Regions from separate parts of the Homo sapiens genome. Here region 2 is linked to region 1. A link is a loop called in an ENCODE intact Hi-C map of the cell type or tissue named here. Cell type or tissue: endothelial cell of umbilical vein. All regions are shown on one strand. Links, peaks and the distances in the headings refer to the core of each region. The heading gives the core; the rest is flanking DNA.

The links. A loop is a pair of places that touch in the nucleus more often than their neighbours do. Peaks named below come from ENCODE experiments on the same cell type or tissue, not always from the same donor. Only the 100,000 strongest peaks of a DNase experiment are listed, where the experiment ranks them.
Region 2: it touches region 1 in a loop (17-fold over the local background); 96 of 110 quality-filtered maps call a loop at or near these places.

What each region holds. Positions count from the first base shown.
Region 1 is chr4:127,725,115-127,735,842 of GRCh38, forward strand. It overlaps SLC25A31 (solute carrier family 25 member 31), which reads left to right and starts at 5,286. Exons shown (of 6, transcript NM_031291.4): 1 at 5,286-5,663. The coding sequence starts at 5,432. INTU (inturned planar cell polarity protein) reads left to right here. Exons shown (of 16, transcript NM_015693.4): 16 at 1-1,623. RefSeq lists a silencer at 5,006-5,163. In endothelial cell of umbilical vein, for the core only: a CTCF peak has its summit at 7,715 (motif pointing left); a DNase peak (open chromatin) is centred at 7,707.
Region 2 is chr4:127,601,944-127,609,943 of GRCh38, forward strand. It overlaps LOC105377412 (a long non-coding RNA gene), which reads right to left. Exons shown (of 3, transcript XR_939185.3): 3 at 2,944-3,303. Among named protein-coding and RNA genes, the nearest start is that of INTU, 27 kb to the right of the region's middle. RefSeq lists an enhancer at 2,728-3,551. In endothelial cell of umbilical vein, for the core only: CTCF peaks have their summits at 3,542 (motif pointing right) and 3,750; no DNase peak of the experiment used is centred there; H3K27me3 peaks cover 1,018 bases.

The DNA.
Region 1 (10,728 bases), core at 2,729-10,728:
GTCTCTACTAAAAATACTAAAAAAAAAAAAAAAAAAAAAAAAATTAGCCGGGCATGGTGGCAGGTGCCTGAAGTCCCAGCTACTTGGGAGGCTGAGGCAGGAGAATCACTTGAACCCAGGAAGCAGAGGCTGCAGTGAGCCTAGCTCGTGCCACTGCCACTCCAGCCTGGGCAACAGAACGAGGCTCTGTTTAAAAAACAAAAAAGCTTGAAATACCTTCCCCTTAAGATCACAATATTGTCATATGCTACCATTTGACTCACAACTGCTGTCTTAGGACTGCTTATTTACATATATATGTATTAAGACACTTTGGTTAAAACAATTTATTAAATGTCTTAAATTTCTGGATATGTCCCTGAAAATACCATGAACTACTTCTAATACTGATAATTATGAATAAACGTAGCTGTTGATCACCTCAGGTTTTCATACAAACTGAACTAAGGTAGGGTTTTATCATAGGGGACTTTTTGTTTCATTTAATGAAATTTTGATGTGTTGAACTGCTTTCCTGGTGTCAGAGAAACATGAGACCATCGCTCAATAATGGAAATAAAAAGGCAGAGCAGACTACTGATCTTAATAAAAGGAAAATTATTTGCTGTATCGTAGATGTGCACTGTAATTTCCATGTTAAAGAGGCACTGCATTTTTAAGAAATAAAATCACACATCTTATTTTTTCATTTCTAAATGGATATTGAACTAAGCTCTGAAGGCAAACTTAGCTGCCTATTTTTCCAAATATGTTCAGAATCACATCTGAAACATCAAACTGATTATCAGACAATAAAGTGCCTGTTACTTTATTAAATAAAGGGGGACAGGATGACAGTGCAGATATCCTAGAAATATGCTTTAGAAGACATAGAAACGTTGTTAAATTGGATTTTATTAGTATGCAAATGTTCCCTTCCACCAACAACTATTAATGTGAAAAACTATATATAGCTAGCATTTTTTAAAATATCAAATACTGTCTCATTATCATATGTTTAGCCCCCCCAAAATTACATTTTAGACTCTTACTTTCTCTCCCTCTCCCCTTTCTTTAGCTCTTGTTTGTGTCTTGCCAAAGAAGTGTACCTAGTAAGGGAATGTTTCTTATTTGTGCCAAGGGACTATTGATGATGCTGTATAATGGCAAGATAGCATTTTGTAATACCTGCTTTTTTATATTTCTAATACAAATGGGCAAAGCTGTGAAACCAATTTACTAGGTTTTTCTGCTTTGGACATAATTGTATGTGTTAATTCTCTCTAAACAGTGCCTGGCACATATTACATGCTATAAAAGTGTTAGCTACTACTGCTACCATTTATTATTATCATTATTAAATATCCATTGGTTGAAAAACCAAGTAGTCAGCTAAATCATACCTGCTACTGTACAAAATGTAGGGGAAAAGCTGAGAAAAATCATTTATCAATAAACAGTTTTCAGAACAAGAATTTATACTTTGGATATTTTTAAATTGTTAAATGTTATTGAAACTTTATGCACCAAAACTGTATGAAATAATTTAATTTTGCAGTTGTGTTTCTATATTCTATGTAATTAAAGCTACTTTTATACTATATTGATAGTTTTAAATAAAACTGGTTTGGAGGTTTGTTTGCAGTTGTATTGCCTTTTTCATGCATTCATCCAACATGTATTTATTGCATTTCTACCCTGTGCCAAGCGCTGATGTGGAGGCAGAGGCTATAGCAATGAATAAAACAGCTAAAAATTCCTGCCCTCATGGAGTTTATGTTCCAATGGGAGAGGCATACCACAGACAAGATAAATAAGTAAAATATGTAAATGCTGAGAGAAAAAATCGTAAAGCAAGAGAAGGGGATGTAAGATGTGGCAGACAGGGTGACCAAGGAAAGGGATGCTGAGCTGACTGCAGACCTGAAGTGAGGAAACTAATCATGCTGATTTCTCCGGAGAGCAAAGTGAACAGAACAAAGATCCAGAAACTCTACTTTTAATGTTAACATAAATCACTAGAATTTTTTTCCTTCCCTAATCAGTAAGTAAAATCAATGCAGTAAATTACTCAGTTTCAGCTCCGACCTATTGAAGAGTTGATTTAGTGCTTTTAATAAGGTTAAAAAGCTACTGGGCGCGGTGACTCACTACTGTAATCCCAGCACTTTGAAAGGCTGAGGCGGAAGAACTGCTTGAGTCCATGAGTTCAAGACAAGCTTGGGCTTGTCTTGATATGGAGACCCCATCTCCACAAAAAATTTTTAAAATTAGCTGGATATGGTGGTCTTTGCCTGTAGTCCTAGCTACTTGGGAGGCTGAGGTGGGAGAATTACATGAGCCCAGGAGTTCAAGGCTTCAGTGTGCCATGATCTTGCCACTGCATTCCAGTCTGGGTGCAGAGTGAGACCCTGTCTCAACAAAAAGTTTTTTAAAAGGTTAACAAAGCTACATTTTTAAGTTGACACTTTCACTTTTGTCTGTCTTCTATCAATGAATACATGTCAGAAATAAGCTTGATATCATAAAGGAATATGATGTAAACATTGTCAGCTATCAAATCAAATGTTAGAGGAGGGTAGAAAGAGAAAGTTGCCCTGGGGAGCAGCAGAACACTTCCTTTCTGTCCTCAGAGATGGTTCCCTTACCTTTCTTGGATCTTAAAAAGACACTCTTACCTGTAGTGATTCAAGTAATTTCCCCCTTAAATTTCTCCGTATGTGCCTGCTAATGCTTCAAATTCCCTTGAAGGAGAACGAAACCTTTCATTTTTCAGATGTTTGCTAATAAAAAGCCAATTGTTTATTGAATTTACAATGAATTTGACAAAGGATTTTGAAGTCAATGCAATGGAAAGACTTTCAATTTTGTTTAAGCTTAAGAATTAATTAATTAATGCTTTAGACACATTAATCTGGCTGCTGCATGTGAAAGAGAGAAACAGAGATTCGAGTTGGAAAACCCAGTTAAGAGTTGAATAAGCCGGTCGGGCGTGGTGGCTCATGCCTGTAATCCCAGCACTTTGGGAGGCCAAGGCGGGTGGATCACTTGAGGTCAGGAGTTTGAGACCAGCCTGGCCAACATGGTGAAACCCTGTCTCCACTAAAAATACAAAACTTAGCTGGGTGTTGTGGTGGATGCCTGTAATCCCAGCCATTTGGGAGGCGGAGGCAGGAGAATTGCTTGAAACCCGGGTTTCAGTGAGCCAATATTGCACCACTGCATTCCAGCCTGGGCAACAGAGCGAGACTCTGTCTCAAAAAAAAAGGTTGAATAAGCCACCATGGAAAGGAAGTAGCACCAAACATATGATATCAGTAGGACTTGCCAACTGATTTTATGTGAGGTAATCAAAATATTGACAACATTCCTGGTCTGGAATCCTTCTGACCTAAATGGTTTTTTACTAGTGACAAGTACTAGTAGAAGGGTTATAACACATAAGACAAAGGAAAAATTAGAACCTAACATTCAAAAAAAGCTAAAAACTCATTTCACATTTTATAGATGTGTTGTAAGGCTCTGCAGGTCCTACAGAGTAAGAGGTGATAAGATGGGATCTCCATTTATTTCAAAACACCAAACGAGCTGTAAAAAGGGATATATTAAATGCTACTATAGAAGGATCTCCACGATATATTAAGTGAAAAAAGTGAGGTGAAAGAAAAAGACAAATGTTATGTACAGGCTAGACGTACCTCTACTGAGTATTTTTGCCGAAAGAAGTCAAACCTGAATCTGCCAACCTCCTCTAAATGAGTTCTCAAAGTGCAGTTTAGAAAACCCCTCTGTGTCACGGAGACAGGAACACCATGAAGTCAAAGGTATTTTCTTAAATGATACTATTATTTGCCTTTTTCACTTTCATTCTGTCCTGAATAAACAGTGGAGTTTTCCAGTGGCTACATGTATGATATCACAACAGACTGAATGCAAAAGCAGTAATGTGAATCTAGCTGTCTTTTATTAAATCAGACATTAGAGATTCAAAAATATAAAACAATACTATTTTTCTACTACATTTTTTATTTAAAAGTCGTACTTATGCTATCCTGTAATGGATTATTTTTATTTTAAATGAATTAAATATTTTTAAATCGTGTTTTAATTTCTGAGTGGTAAATGCCAATATACATAATAAAAACGGAAGCTTCATTGTGTCTTCAATAATTTTTTTTAAGAGACAGGGTCCTGCTCTGTTGCCCAGGCTGGAGCACAGTGGTGAGATAATAACTCACTGCAGCCTACAACTCCAGGGCTCAAGCATTTCTCCTGTCTTAGCCTCCTAAGTAGCTATACTTAGGACTACAGGCTTGTGCAGCCACGCCCAGCTATTTTTTTTTTTGTAAAGGAGGGGTCTCACTATGTTGCCCAGGCTGGACTTGGCCCAAAGTTTTGGGATTACTGGTACCTGGCCTTCAATAATTTTTCAGAGTGAAAAAGAGGGGTCCTGCAATCGAAAAGTTTGTGAACTACTCTTCTAGATAGGTCATTGGCCCTCAACCCTAGAATTAGAATTACTTCAAACACTAGAATTACCTGGAGAATTTAAATACTGATGCCAGGCCTCACTTCTAGACGTTCTGATTTAATGTGCAGGGCCTAATCCCAAGCATCAATTTGAAAAACAAAACAAAACACCCCTCATCCCCTTGAATGTGCAGTCTGGATTGAGAACCACTGCTCTGGATATTATCAATTTAAATACAATATGAAAAAGAGGAACATGTATTATGCTATGGGGGCACAATCATCAAAACGACACAGAAAGTGACTAGACAAAGGATCCCTGCTTAATTAAAGGAACAGATTAAAGCAATTTCCAAGGGAATTTGAAGCATTAACAGGCACATAGGGTGAAATTTAAGGGGAACATCACTTGAATCACACAACAGGTAAGACTGTCTTTTTTAAGATGCCAAGAAAGGTCAAAGGAACCATCTCTGGTCAAAAAAAACGTAACGGATTAAAGCGATTAAGAAAGTGAAGGGGGTAACACTAGGAACTAAAACTAAATTCTGTTAATCTCACACCGCTGGTTTACTGCTCTGGCCTAGTCTCAGCTACTAAATTTCTTCACACAGAACTGGCTCTCCTCGGCCCCTCCCCTCGCCTTTCCTGCTCAATGCTCACCGCCTCCGGACCCCTCCCTCATCAGAAAGCCCAGGCTCCGCTCGTAGAAGTGCGCAGGCGTCACCGCGCATCCAGGAGCCACGTGTCAGGAGTCACGTGTCAGGTGTCACGTGTCAGGCGTCACGTGGCTGGAGGCCGTTGGAGCGCCTGCGCAGCTTTTCCGCACGCGCCTCGCCGGCGCGCGGCTCTCTCAGCGTCCCAAGAGCCACTTTCTCGCCAGTACGATGCTGCAGCGGTTTTCCGGTTTTCCGCTTCCCTTCATCGTAGCTCCCGTACTCATTTTTAGCCACTGCTGCCGGTTTTTATATCCTTCTCCATCATGCATCGTGAGCCTGCGAAAAAGAAGGCAGAAAAGCGGCTGTTTGACGCCTCATCCTTCGGGAAGGACCTTCTGGCCGGCGGAGTCGCGGCAGCTGTGTCCAAGACAGCGGTGGCGCCCATCGAGCGGGTGAAGCTGCTGCTGCAGGTGCAGGCGTCGTCGAAGCAGATCAGCCCCGAGGCGCGGTACAAAGGCATGGTGGACTGCCTGGTGCGGATTCCTCGCGAGCAGGGTGCGTCAAGGCAGGCCGCCCCGACAGCCTCTCCCGGCGCCCTCGTCAGCTTCCCAGAGAAGAGGGTGGCTGGGAGGGGCATGATTGTGGGCCCCACAACCACAGCTACAGCTGTCGGTGATGAATTTGCTTCTTACCCTTCCAGAATTTAGTTTCTGAACCTAACAGGCTCTGCTTTTCCAGGGCCGCGTTGGTCCTGACCAAGTCCTGGTACCGGGGAGACCACTGCCTTCTCTTTCTCTAAATCTGCAGTGCGATTTACACCTTGGTGCACCTGTGCCAGGTCCAGAAGGAGAGTGGTTGACCTCCCAGGATTGAGGGAGATGCCATTAGGCACTCTGCTATAACTAGTGCTCTAAGTTGCTTAAATATTTGTTGGTATAATCACCCCACTATGCTCCAGCATGGGCGACAGAGGAGACCTTGAGTCAAAATCTATATGTATATTTGTTGAAATAGTATGTCTAAGAGAAGTACAAATATGGGAGCACTAGGGCTTACCAGTACTCTGAAACCTATTAGTGAAAAGAGGTTCTGCTTATTCTACTGAAGACCAAGGGGGTACTTCGTTCTGCCCAAAATTCAAGGGGGCCCTAAAAAAAAAAAACCCAACCCTCAGTCATCAAGATAAAAAGTATTTTAAGGCCAGGCGCGGTGGCTCACGCCTATAATCCTAGCACTTTGGAAGGCCGAGGCGGGCGGATCACTTGAGCTCGAGCTCAGGAGTTCTAGACAAGCCTGACTAACATGGCGAAACCCAGTCTATGCTAAATATACAAAAATTAGCCGGGCGTGGTGGCGCACGCCTGCAGTCCCAGCTACTTGCGGGACCCTGATGCGGGGATTTCAGGGAGCCCAGATCGCGCCACCGCACTCCAGCCTGGATGAAGGAGTGAGACCCTGTCTCAAAAAAACAAACAAAACTTTAGGGTCCTTCCGTTTCCGAAGCCCCTCTCTTTCAACTAGAGAGAGAGCTGTTCTCCTTTCTCTTTATTTTTTCTATTAAACCTCCACTCCTAAAAACAGGAAAAAAAAAAAACTTTAAACTATTTTAATGCAATCTTTTAAAAATCAAGTCATGCAAAAGAATTCATAACAAACACAATATATACAAGTTTAAAATAAAGATGGGATCAGTATTACCAGTTTTTCTTTTTGCATCAAGCACTGTCCTTATTTAAAATTTCATTTTTGTTCATCATTGATTTTTTCTATTAATATTGGAATGATTTAAAGAAATAACGAAAGTGCTTTGTGAACCATTGCTGCAAAATGGCTCCCAAGTTAGCTAAAGGGATAAGTCTATCAGATATTTTATATAATCCACCCATATAGTTGGATTCAATAGAAAAATCTGTATGATCTTTTAAAAAGAAATAGACATTTATTGTGTATTCTCAAGAAATGAAGTGGCTTCAACTCCAGTGCAGACCTTTCTTTTAGTCCTGTTCTAGGGCCAGATACTGTCCCATTTAAAAAAGCACCTTGTACCCTAGGAATGCTAGGGATGTGGTTACAACTCTTCCAGACCTGTGGCGTGGAGTATATGGGGTCAGGGGTAGAAACTTAATGCATCATCTGGGAGCTAAGCTCAGGTCTTTCATAGTTTGCCTCTCTCCACTCATTCATTTAATTAAAGCAAGCTTCTCATTTCCCCCAAGATTTTTTCAGGAAAAGCAAGGAACCTGTCTCTTCTTCGTTTATATTCTAAGACTTCTGAAGAGAAGTAGGGGCCTCTCTATTATTAGCTTTTCTGCTTCAAATATTTTGTCAGGTAAAATGAAGTATTCTGGTCAGATAGGGCTGACTAGTGCTAATTTATTTCATATTTTAAATGTTTTTCACAATATTTAAACCTAAACGTATTCAATATGGCCCTTGTAAGTTGATATCATTCTCAGATGTATCCTGGTCCTTGCTTTAAGTTCCAAGATGAGAGGATCATAAGTAGAACTTGAAGATGTTTTCTATTATATATAAAGCTTTATGAAGGTACCATGGTGTATCCTATGCTAAGAGATCAGTAATTTACAAGGATACTATTGCCATCTAGAGGCAATTTCGGAAACTTGTGGGGCAATTTTTTTTTATTTAGCACAAAGATAGAGGGGTATAATCCTACTTTACAATGGTATGAAAGGCAAGGGCCAGGAATGTTAAACGTCCTGCTGCTATATGCAGGCCAGTCATACATGATGAAGATTTATCCCGCAACCTGAATGACTTTTAGATCTCCCCTTCGATTTTCGTGTAGCAGTGAAACCTGTTTATGTTTCTCTAAGCCTAGAAATAACTTAACTCTGATTTACTTATAAACACATTGTCTGGGGCATGATTTTAGTATACACTGATTCCAGTAATGCAGCTACCATATAAGGAAGTAGAAAAAAGATCGTACTTTCTTCTGTTCAGAAGTTTACTAAGAGTTCATCATTGCAGAAACTCATGTCAGCAACTCTGCTTATAGTATTTGGTCATCATTTATACAGGTTGAGTATCCGAAAAGCTTGGGACCAAAAGTTGTGGAATTTTTAATTTTTTCAGATTTTAGAATATTCTCATTATATTTACACATGAGCATCCCTAATCTAAAATCCAAAATGCTCTAATAAGCATTTCCTTTGCCCATGATGTCAGTGCTCAAAAAGTTTCAGATTTGGAGAATTTTGGATTTTTGGATTAGTGATGCTCAACCTGTGTCATCTGTATTTGTAGCTATTGAATCTATGATGATTGTATGTATACTTGTACACATATTTATTTGACGTATTTCAAAATGTCAATATGCAGTTAATTACAACTGAATCGTTATAAGTAGAGGCAAGCTTGACTATTATATTTTTGGTATGGTCATGACCTACCAACTTCCTTATTTTAAAACATAAATTTCTTGCAATTTGCCTTCTCTTTCTTTTTTGAAAGTCAAGACACATGCACATCTCAGGTGTCCTGAAGATTGTTTTTATGTTTTCTCTAATTTTATTCACAACTTTTCCTTTCTTTAGGCCATGTGAAATGAGCTGGAGAAAGAGATATGAACACAGAATGCACAACTAGATGCTCTCTAGTTTCTTACCTTATCTCTACTTTCTTTCCATTACAAGAATAGATCTCTGCATTCTTGCCTTGAATATAGCTTTAAATATCACTTTGAGTGTTTCTGACACTTTTTATAAGCTTTTCTTGGCTTATGAAAGCTTCTGGATTTATCCTTATGTTGTTCTTAAAGATTTATTATATTCTTTAGTTGGTTTTATCACCTGCCAACTTTGTATGTGTACTTTTATTTAACACTGTTTAAACCTTTATTATGCAAATAATGCATAATTATTGTAGAAAATTAGAAAATATAAAGAAGCAAAAAGTAACATCACTGCTAAAGTCACCACAATTAACATTTTGGTTTTTCACTGAGCAAAATATACATATGTAAATATGTGTTTAATCAAAGGAACTGTCTTATTAGTATATTGTAAATGTAGCCTTTTAAAGAACTGATTTTCTGGGTGTGGTGGCTCATGCCTGTAATGCCAGCACTTTGGGAGGCAGAGGTGGGCAGATCACTTGAGGCCAGGAGTTCAAGACCAGCCTGGCCAACATGGTGAAACCCCGTCTCTACTAAAAATACAAAAATTAGCTGGGCATGGTGGCGCACGCCTATAGTCCCAGCTACCTGGGAAGCTGAAACACAAGAATCACTTGAACCTGGGAAGCACAGGCTTCAGTGAGCCAAGATCGTGCCACTACACTCCATCCTGGGTACAGAGGAAGACTGTCTCAAAAAAAAAAAAAAAAAAAAAAAAAAGATCCGTACAGTCTCATTTTTACAAGCCTATCCAAACTCTTCTCTTTTAGGAGTTCCGTGTCACGAGTTTATCAGCTTTCATCTAAGCTTTTCCCAAACCCATTTTTCTGAAGACTTAGAACAGTGAGGTTTTTTAATATCCTAGGGTCCATCTTGAAGATGCTATTTTGGGGTATGGGAAGAAAATATTAGGTATTTTATTTATATGTACTTTAAGTAAAATACAAAAATAAATTTTACTGATATTTAATATATAAATTGGCATTGTCCCCTATGCTTGGGCCCAATGTCAGTTACATATCACGGGACATTAAGGGATCCTGAAAAAAAGAGTGGGAGTTACACAAGGTAGAGGGAATGACAAGCACCCTTCCTCAATAATATATTATTGTTTATGTTTGCCCAATTAACTGGATTTATAGATTCTATTATCAGGTTTTAACTAAATCCTCAAAACATGGACAAAACTTTGAAAAAGATTCTGCCGTGAAAACCAAATCAAGGGTAACACCAATATCAAATGATGAACCACAAGAAAAAGCTGATGCCATTTACTCCAAGAAATGGCGTATTATTTCATCATTCACATGACATTCAGTGTAGAAACAATGACAGTCTAATTGGACCTGAGACAAGAAGACTATTTGAAATATAGATTCCTATATACTATTCTTAAAAATGAACTTCACCCTAACAGTGCCTTGAGATAATAGTAAATGGTGGTGTGAAAGCATCATAATTAGCAAGATGTTTGAAAATATTGTTTTTCATCTTTTAAATAAATGTTTAACTTTGCTCTAATATCATCTAACATTCAAGTTTCCCTAACAACCCTATCTAAATAGCCTTTTATTATTCCCAATCTTCATATATTGTTTTTTTGTTTACAGTTTTTTATTGCTAACAGACATAGTTATTTGCTACCTGTCTCCCTGGTCCCTCCCTCTTAAGATGTAAGCTCCATAAGATCAGGAACATTGTTCCTAGTGCTGTCCCCAGTAGGCACAAAATGTCTGCTGTGGAGGAGGTACCAAATAAAAGTTTTTAAATGAAAAATCTTTATCTCATTCTTTAATTTATATTTTGAGTATGTTTTACAGATGTACATAATATGGTAGTATAGTTGCAAAGGTATATAATTTATTAATGTATACTATTTGGAAGTCATGCAGACTTTTTTTTTAATTGATAGGCATATCATCAAAACATGTTGAACCTCCCCTGCAAAAAAAAAAAAAAAATGTTGGTTTAGACTGTATA
Region 2 (8,000 bases), core at 1-8,000, 130 kb before region 1:
GCCTCTGCTCAAGTCATCCTGTTAATAATGGCCATAGGGAAGCAGTAAAGAATACCATTTACCTGGACACTCGCCAAGCCTGCAATTTTCCAGTGTGCCTTGACTTAACTTTACACGGCAGCAATCATTTCAAGAATATACAATCCCAAGAATAAAAAAATACCAATACCTCAGTGATAAGCACCAGTGCCTGGTCTATCTAGTGTAGCATTTGCTTAGAGAGAAGAAACGAACATCAAAAACCATGTTGGTGAATATCTGAGCTTGTCATGACTTAACAGATAGTGCATGTCATCTTAGAAACTAAGGAAAGTGATTATAACTGTCACAAATGAAAAAAGTCATTGGAAAATATTTGAGTTGACTACATCAAGTAGTGAGTATCTGTTATTTTCTTGCCCAGCATCCCTTCACTTTCTTTTGGGGACCACCCCTCTTGTATTGCACAAAACTGGCATTTCACGGAAGGTATTTTACTTTCTTCAGGACCAAGGAATGGGCTCAGAGTGCAACCTTACCCAGACTTTAACTTAAGGAGTATCTTAGGCAGAGCAAAGAGGGGATGAAAAGTTTCTCCCTAGACCTCAGAGCCTCCTGTTCCTGCACTTCCCAAGGCCTAGATGTTCAGCTTTTCCTTGGAGTCTGTGTGAAATATCAGTAGCTCATTTTTTCCTCTTTTTGCTTAAGTTAACCAGAATAAGGATGCCTAATTAAACTACTTCATAATAACAGTGTTATACTTATCACAGTTAAGTGGTTGCATAAAGCATGAAGAACAAAATTAAGTGGAATAATTATTTTGTATTTTAACTACAAATGAATAATTTATGGACAATATTTTATCATGTAAGAACATTATCAGCTACAGTTTTAAAACAGGATTTGTGGAGATGTTACATTATTAATTTACTTTCATGAAAACCTATAAAAGAGCACAATAAAAAAATTAAAACAAAAATATTATTCATTGCTCAGGTCTACAGATAAACAAAGATGTCTTCTTTCATTCTGTGCTTTAATTGTCAGGTTCTATAAAAATGTGTTTCCTCCACCACTGCCTCAAAAATTGAAGGGAGAGAATTAACCTCTCTGTCTCTCCAGATCTTTCATGCAATTCAAATTTACACTTAGTTTTGTTTCCATTTTTAACCTACCAAAAGGTAGCTAAGTTATAATATTTGTCTTTATTAGTAAATAATCTATGTATTTTACATGAAAGAAGCAAAGCAAAATAAGATCTATTTTAAAACATATTTGTTTATTTAAATAGTTGTTTCAGAAAATTTTTACTTAAATATCTTTACATGTACTATAAATGTCAAAATTCCTATGAAAGATCAGAATACCTACTTATATTTTTAGCAGATAATTTTATTAGAAATACAATTAAACTATGATTATATAAACCTTAAAAATGCAATGTGCTTTAGTTTACTGAGTGTTCTCAAGTGGGTTATTTCATTTAAGCCTTATGACCATGTGAATGGGAGTCAGAGAGTTATAGCCCCATCTTACAGATAAGGAAAGGGAAGTTTAACGAAGGTAAGTGGCTTACCCAAGGTAAGTGAAGCCAAGACTCAGATGCAGATATTCTACCTCCCAGGCTATGGTTTCTTTCCATTCTCTTATACTACAAAGTAATCTGAGGTTTTATTTTCCTAGAGTTGCATTAACCTCTTAGTGTAAATATCAGTGAGATAGAAGCAAACCAAGCACATGGAATGACACAAGATCCCTGGGCAGTTTCCAGAAATCGCAAGTTACTGGTGCTTATTGCCTTTCTATCAGGAACTGAAGTGTCTTTCACTTCACATAGTTGATTATTCTCTAGGATACTCCAATAATGTATATCCCATTTCAATGAGAGCCAACAAATCTGAATATGCATTTGCATCATCACCAGCACTTAATATTGAAAAATAACACTAAATATGATTTGTTGTGTGGGTTAAAATGACATTAAAGTCCTTCTCTTCATCAGTAAAAAAAAAATTTTTTTTTTTTTTGAGATGGAGTTTTGCTCTTGTTGCCCAGGCTGGAGTGCAATGGCACGATCTCGGCTCACCACAACCTCCGCCTCCCAGGTTCAAGTGATTCTCCTGCCTCAGCCTCCCGAGTAGCTGGGATTACAGGCATGCACCACCACACCTGGCTAATTTTGTATTTTAGTAGAGATGAGGTTTCTCCATGTTGGTCAGGCTGGTCTCGAACTCCCGACCTCAGGTTATCCACCCACCTCAGCTTCCCAAAGTGCTGGAATTACAGGCATGAGAAGGCATTTTTCTAGAAGCGATGTTGGATTTGCATTGATTTATCATCACTCTTGTCCAAAAGCCCTTGTGACTAGTGCAAACAATAACATGCTGACTAAATTAAGTAATTAAGTATATTATTTTAATATACTTTGGTCAACTCTATCAGTTAAAAATTGGAGGCTTTTGACCCTATCTTTAATATTTTTATTATATAAATTTATTTATATTTATTAATCCTGTCTTTGCATCTGTTTCTCTGAGATCCTGGAGAATTAAAGGATCACAGAGAGCCTTTATACCTTATATGGTATATAGTTATATCATGTAAATAGTATAATTACTTTGAATTTTAACTATAACATCCTTTGAGATCTTATAGTTAAAATACAAAATAATTATACCATTTTATTTCATTCTTCATGCTTTGATGCCATGGAGCATCAAAGTGTCAAGTGGTTCCCTAGGACACATGAGCTTTTCCACACCATGCACTAATTAGCAAAGCTCAAAGAGACCCGGACCTGAGTTTAAGATTTCAAAATCTAATTTAATGCATAAGAACCAAATAGTAGATCACCCAGATATTAGAAAATAAGATCAATGTCTCCACTTGCTCATTTTTCATAAAAGTTCCAGAAGGGAAATTGTGTTAGCCCAGGACCTCAGAGAAACAGATACAAAGACAGGATTAAATATGTCAGGATTTTAATAGTGGGAAATGCCTGTGTAAAAAGAAATAAAGAAGGAGCTAGGAAAGGCTGGGACAGCTGTCGGACTGCATCCAAGTCTGACCCCAGGATGAGGGAGAGAAGGTTGAATGGAAGAATCCTACACTACTCTGCAGTCTAAGGATTGTTTGTCAAAGCCATGGGGAAGTACTCCAGCCTAAGCGGTGGACAAAGGAGCCCCACCTGTCTTCCGGGACTAAGACGGCCTCAGTATCGCCACAGCATTCAGTCAGTCCATTGGTAACAGCAATGAATGGGAGGTGTGGCTGACTTCAAAGCACAGCAGCTGGGTGCTCTGTCTGTGAGGTGCATTTTCATGCCTGCCAAAGATAGGATGAAGGGAAGGTGCATGAGAGAAGTTTCTCTAAAATCTTTTAAAATGTTAAAGGAAACATTTTTTATCAGACATACATTAATTACTTCATAAAAGAACTAAGTCCCTGTAATTTTGGAACAATATCAATAGCATTACTATAAACAGAAAATCGAGAAAAGCATTTTGAATTTCAATTTTTAGAAAATGTAAAATCATCAAATCATTTTAAAAAGTCTATAGTTTCATTCAACACCAGGTGGAGCCCTTTTGCTTTTCAAAACTAAAAGAGGAAACTTCTTAATTTAATACAGGCTTAGGCTGATTATTTCACAACTCTTAAGTCATCATTTTAAATCATTTTAAGACTTTTGCATTATATTTATCACCATTGTAAACCTGATTTTTTTCCAAATACCATGGACTAGCTAAAACTGCAATGTTAATATAAAGCAACCAATTCCAATATTGTTAAATATCTAAAATAAAGTTTTTAATAATATTGTTTTAAACATTTGTATACTTTTAAAGGAAAGAGTAAAATGTGATTTAAATTTCATATTCAATACTTAAACAAATTGAACTACTTAAAATGCTCTCCCGAATCTCTAACTTGCTACGTCATCATTCTTTTTATCCAAAATACCTTCTCTATAGAAAATGTATTGCTTTAAAACAGGTTTCAGTTAGCAAGCAATGAGTTTCTGAAAATATATATATTTAAAAAGCAAAAAAAAATTAAGTTTAAAAAACACGTTTCAGGTTATAAAGTATAATATTTTTAATATCTGTCCTGTGCCAATCAGAAAGTATAGGATAAAAATAACAATGTTTATAAAGTAGACATGCTTTTTCCAAGTAAATTGTAACAGCAAGGAGGCATTATTTATTCTGTGTCTATGCTTCAGAATTCTGTCCTTCTCATTGCAGGGAAATAGAAACAGATAAATATAAATATATTTTTGTAATAAAAATGTTAATGATAGGGTTAAAAGCCCCCAATTTTTAACTGACAGAGTTGACAACAGTATATTAAAAGTGTATATTTAATGGCATAGTTCGTATACATTTTTATTTATTCATCCATCCAAGAAATACTTACAGAGATCTTGCTATATGCTGAAGAGACAGGAATAAATAAGACATTCATAGTACCTGCCCTTGAAAGTTCAGAAGGCATTCAATGAAGCAAGCATTATAATAAAAGCTATTGTAATTAAGGAAATACACAGTACTCTGGAAGCACCCAGCAAGGGAACCTAAGGGCTAACCTAATCTGGGGACACGGAAGACCTTCCAAAGAATTGAAATTTAAGCTGAGACTCCTCAGTAGGAGAGAATGAGGCAAAGAACAAAAGGCAGGGTTGGGGTTTTTATGCTTATTTTATTTTTATTGACATATAATAATTTTACATAGTTAATAGGGTACCACACGATATTTAGATACATGTATATATTGTGTAACCATCAAATCAGGATAAAAGGTAGGGTGTTTAATGTGAGCAAACAGGTTTTAAAAGGCCTTTGGGTGAGATAAAGTAGGTCAAATTCTAGAAGGTAAAACCATTTCAACATAGCTAAAACACAGAGCTCTAGAGGAAGGGTGAAAATAGAAGACCTGAAGAGATTTGTGAGAACCAAATTGTGGAGGCTCTTTCAACAGAATCAGGAAATTTGGATTTTATCCAAAAACAATGGAAAGCATAAATCAAGGTTCTGAGTTAAAACATGAAAGAAAGCATGTGATAACCAGATTTAGAAGTGTTTAGTGTCTACAAGAGCAGTATATTTGATGAATCATCAGTACCTCTACCAAAGTAAACTACTTACTTAGACATGATAATTTCAGCTTTTCTTATCCATTAGAATAGTAGCATTGAAATACAAGCTCAGTTTATATAATGATTGTTGATTTCAATGACATTTTTACCATCATACCTCTTGAAAAGTTATACTGACTTTCACATTATCTGGGTTTTTTTTTTTCTTGTTATAATTACCTTTCCCAAAAAAACATGCTAAGTAGATTTACTGTAAAAACTGATATTTCAATATTACAATTTTAGAAAAAGTCACCATTTTACTCAATACATTTCTAGTCAGGAAATTTCAAAATGGAGCAAATTTGAATTGAGTTCCACGTCTGGATGGTCCAAAAATATTTTTCTGTGTGGACCTATGCCAACAGATCTATGCTCTGCAGTTTGCGCTACACATTAGCTGTTTCCGTGTGTTTCAAAGCACTGTAATGTCTACCCTGTATTTTTCTTTGAAGGCGGCCTTAACTGTTATAAACTTTATTTTTTATTTATTTATTTATTTATTTATTTATTTATTTATTTATTTTGAGACGGAGTCTCGCACCGTCGCCCAGGCTGGAGTGCAGTGGCGCGATCTTGGCTCACTGCAAGCTCCGCCTCGCGGGTTCACGCCATTGTCCCGCCTCAGCCTCCCGAGTAGCTGGAACTGCACGGGGTTTCACCATGTTAGCCAGGATGGTCTGGGATCTCCTGACCTCGTGATCCGCCCACCTCGGCCTCCCAAAGTGCTGGAATTACAGGCGTGAGCCACCGCGCCCGGCCTATAAACTTTATTTTTAAGTGTAATTTGAGTGCAAATAATTGTGATCTCCCTAAAGTCAAAAAAATTGATGAAGATCATGCAGAAAAAAAGAATGCACCTTTCAAAGAATGACTCCCCAACCCCCCACATCCTCCTTCGCCACCCACTATGAAGCCATTTCTTCCTCCTTTGGAGAATATAATAAATCTTCATCATGTTACATTTTATGTATGACCTGTTTATTTACTTTCAAGTTGTTTTTATTACTTATATTTATATTATTCAAATGATCTTTTTTCTATCTGTGAAAAGTGTTTGGTTATCTTGGGTTGAGACGGCATACACTGTAATTTTCCTGTTAAGTTTCACAGAAAGAAATTTTTTAAAAATTTAAATTTATGCCATAATTTTAAGGCATATCATTAAAGAGTATTTATTTATCTGTCTCTTTTTTAACTGCCTGCTCCTGTCTTTTCATTTTTCTTTTGGGGTTTTAGTCTCTTTTCACTCCTTAATTTTTTAAACTAAAAAAAGTGTTATTTAGCTATAATTGACATACAATAAGTGGCACACATTTAAAATATTTAACTTGATGAGCTTTGACATATGCATATGTATAACAATCACACCGATTTCCCCCCACATGAAAAGATGCATAATTTCACATATAATTAGAAATGCCAAATACTAACACAATTTTTCACGTTTTAGATAGGCAAAAATTCAGGAGCTTTTCCATACACACCATTAAGGAGAAATGAACAGGGCACTCTCAAACTTTTTACATGGCACTACAAGATGATGTAATCTATTAGGAGGGTATTAGCAAATTGCATGTGCATTTATTCTTTGTTCCAGCATTTTTACTTCTAGGAATTTACCCTGAAGGTATACCTCACCCAAAACAAAAGGTTATTCAATATGGCATTACTGATAATAGTAAAATATTAGGAACGATCAAAATGCCCATGCATAGGAACCTGGTTGAATAAACAAGATGCAGTATTATGCAGGTCTAAAATTGAACAAAGAGCTGGGACTCCCTCCCTCACAAGGTGCACAGAAATGTGAGAGACCTGCACAGAACTGTCTCTCTCCCAACACCCAGATCTTGGTGTCTAAATACCACCCCTTACTTTTAAATAAATACACAAATAATTTTTAAAATGAATTTCTTTGATAAACAGTTGATTATAAATTTGGAGCAAGGAAAGTTCAAGGTGAATTTGAAATATTGTACTGTGTTGGAAAGCAAAAGAATCCTGAAAAATTGATGGAGATGTTCAAAGGAACACTGGAGTCAGAACAATACCAAATTGGTAACATAATCAGAAAAAAAAGAGAATTGAAGTATCTTTATAGTACAGTAATGTGACTGCATCTTGGGTGTGATATACTGTAAGGACAAAAAAAACTGCAAACAACTACTGAACTTATAATGACTTTAGCATAATAATTCTAATCCCAATTTATATGAAAGGCAGGAAAGAGCAATTGTGTGAATATATTGATATTCTTAGGAACTGGGGCTCTCTCTGTTGGAGAAGGGAGATGTAAATATGGATTAGGGGAAGGAGAGGAAGAACTTAATGGCATTGTTTTGAAATAGGAGTTGTTAGTATCAACTTGTGATTTTTTAAAAATATATTCCTAGTTTTCTCCATTGAAAAGGCATGGAAGCAATGATACATCAGTAGCAGTAAACACACCCATTCCCCAGTGTCAAGAATACAGAGTCTGAGATTTTATCCTACTTGAAACCTGACAAGCTAGCCTGCCAGTTTCATGAATGCCAGCAGAACACAAGAAACTCCTGGGTCAGCAACAAAGGACTTTATTATTCGTGGAAATAGAGTTCCCAGAGTACAGCATTTGCTCCTGTTCTCCAACCTCAATTCCCACAGAGCAACGTGAAAAGAACCAAGTGACGTCTGCACACGCAATGGGTTCTGTTATAGGAAAAAAACCCTGAACTTAGCCGAATCTTGTAGAATGGGAAGGCTGTCTGACATTTGCCCCAGAGAGAGACATTATCTTGATTACACTGGACAGTAAACAAACCTGGCCTTTGTTATGGAGAAAGACATTATCTCTATCTTCCAAGGCTGTTCACTTCACAAACACCCTGGAAAAAGGAGTCCA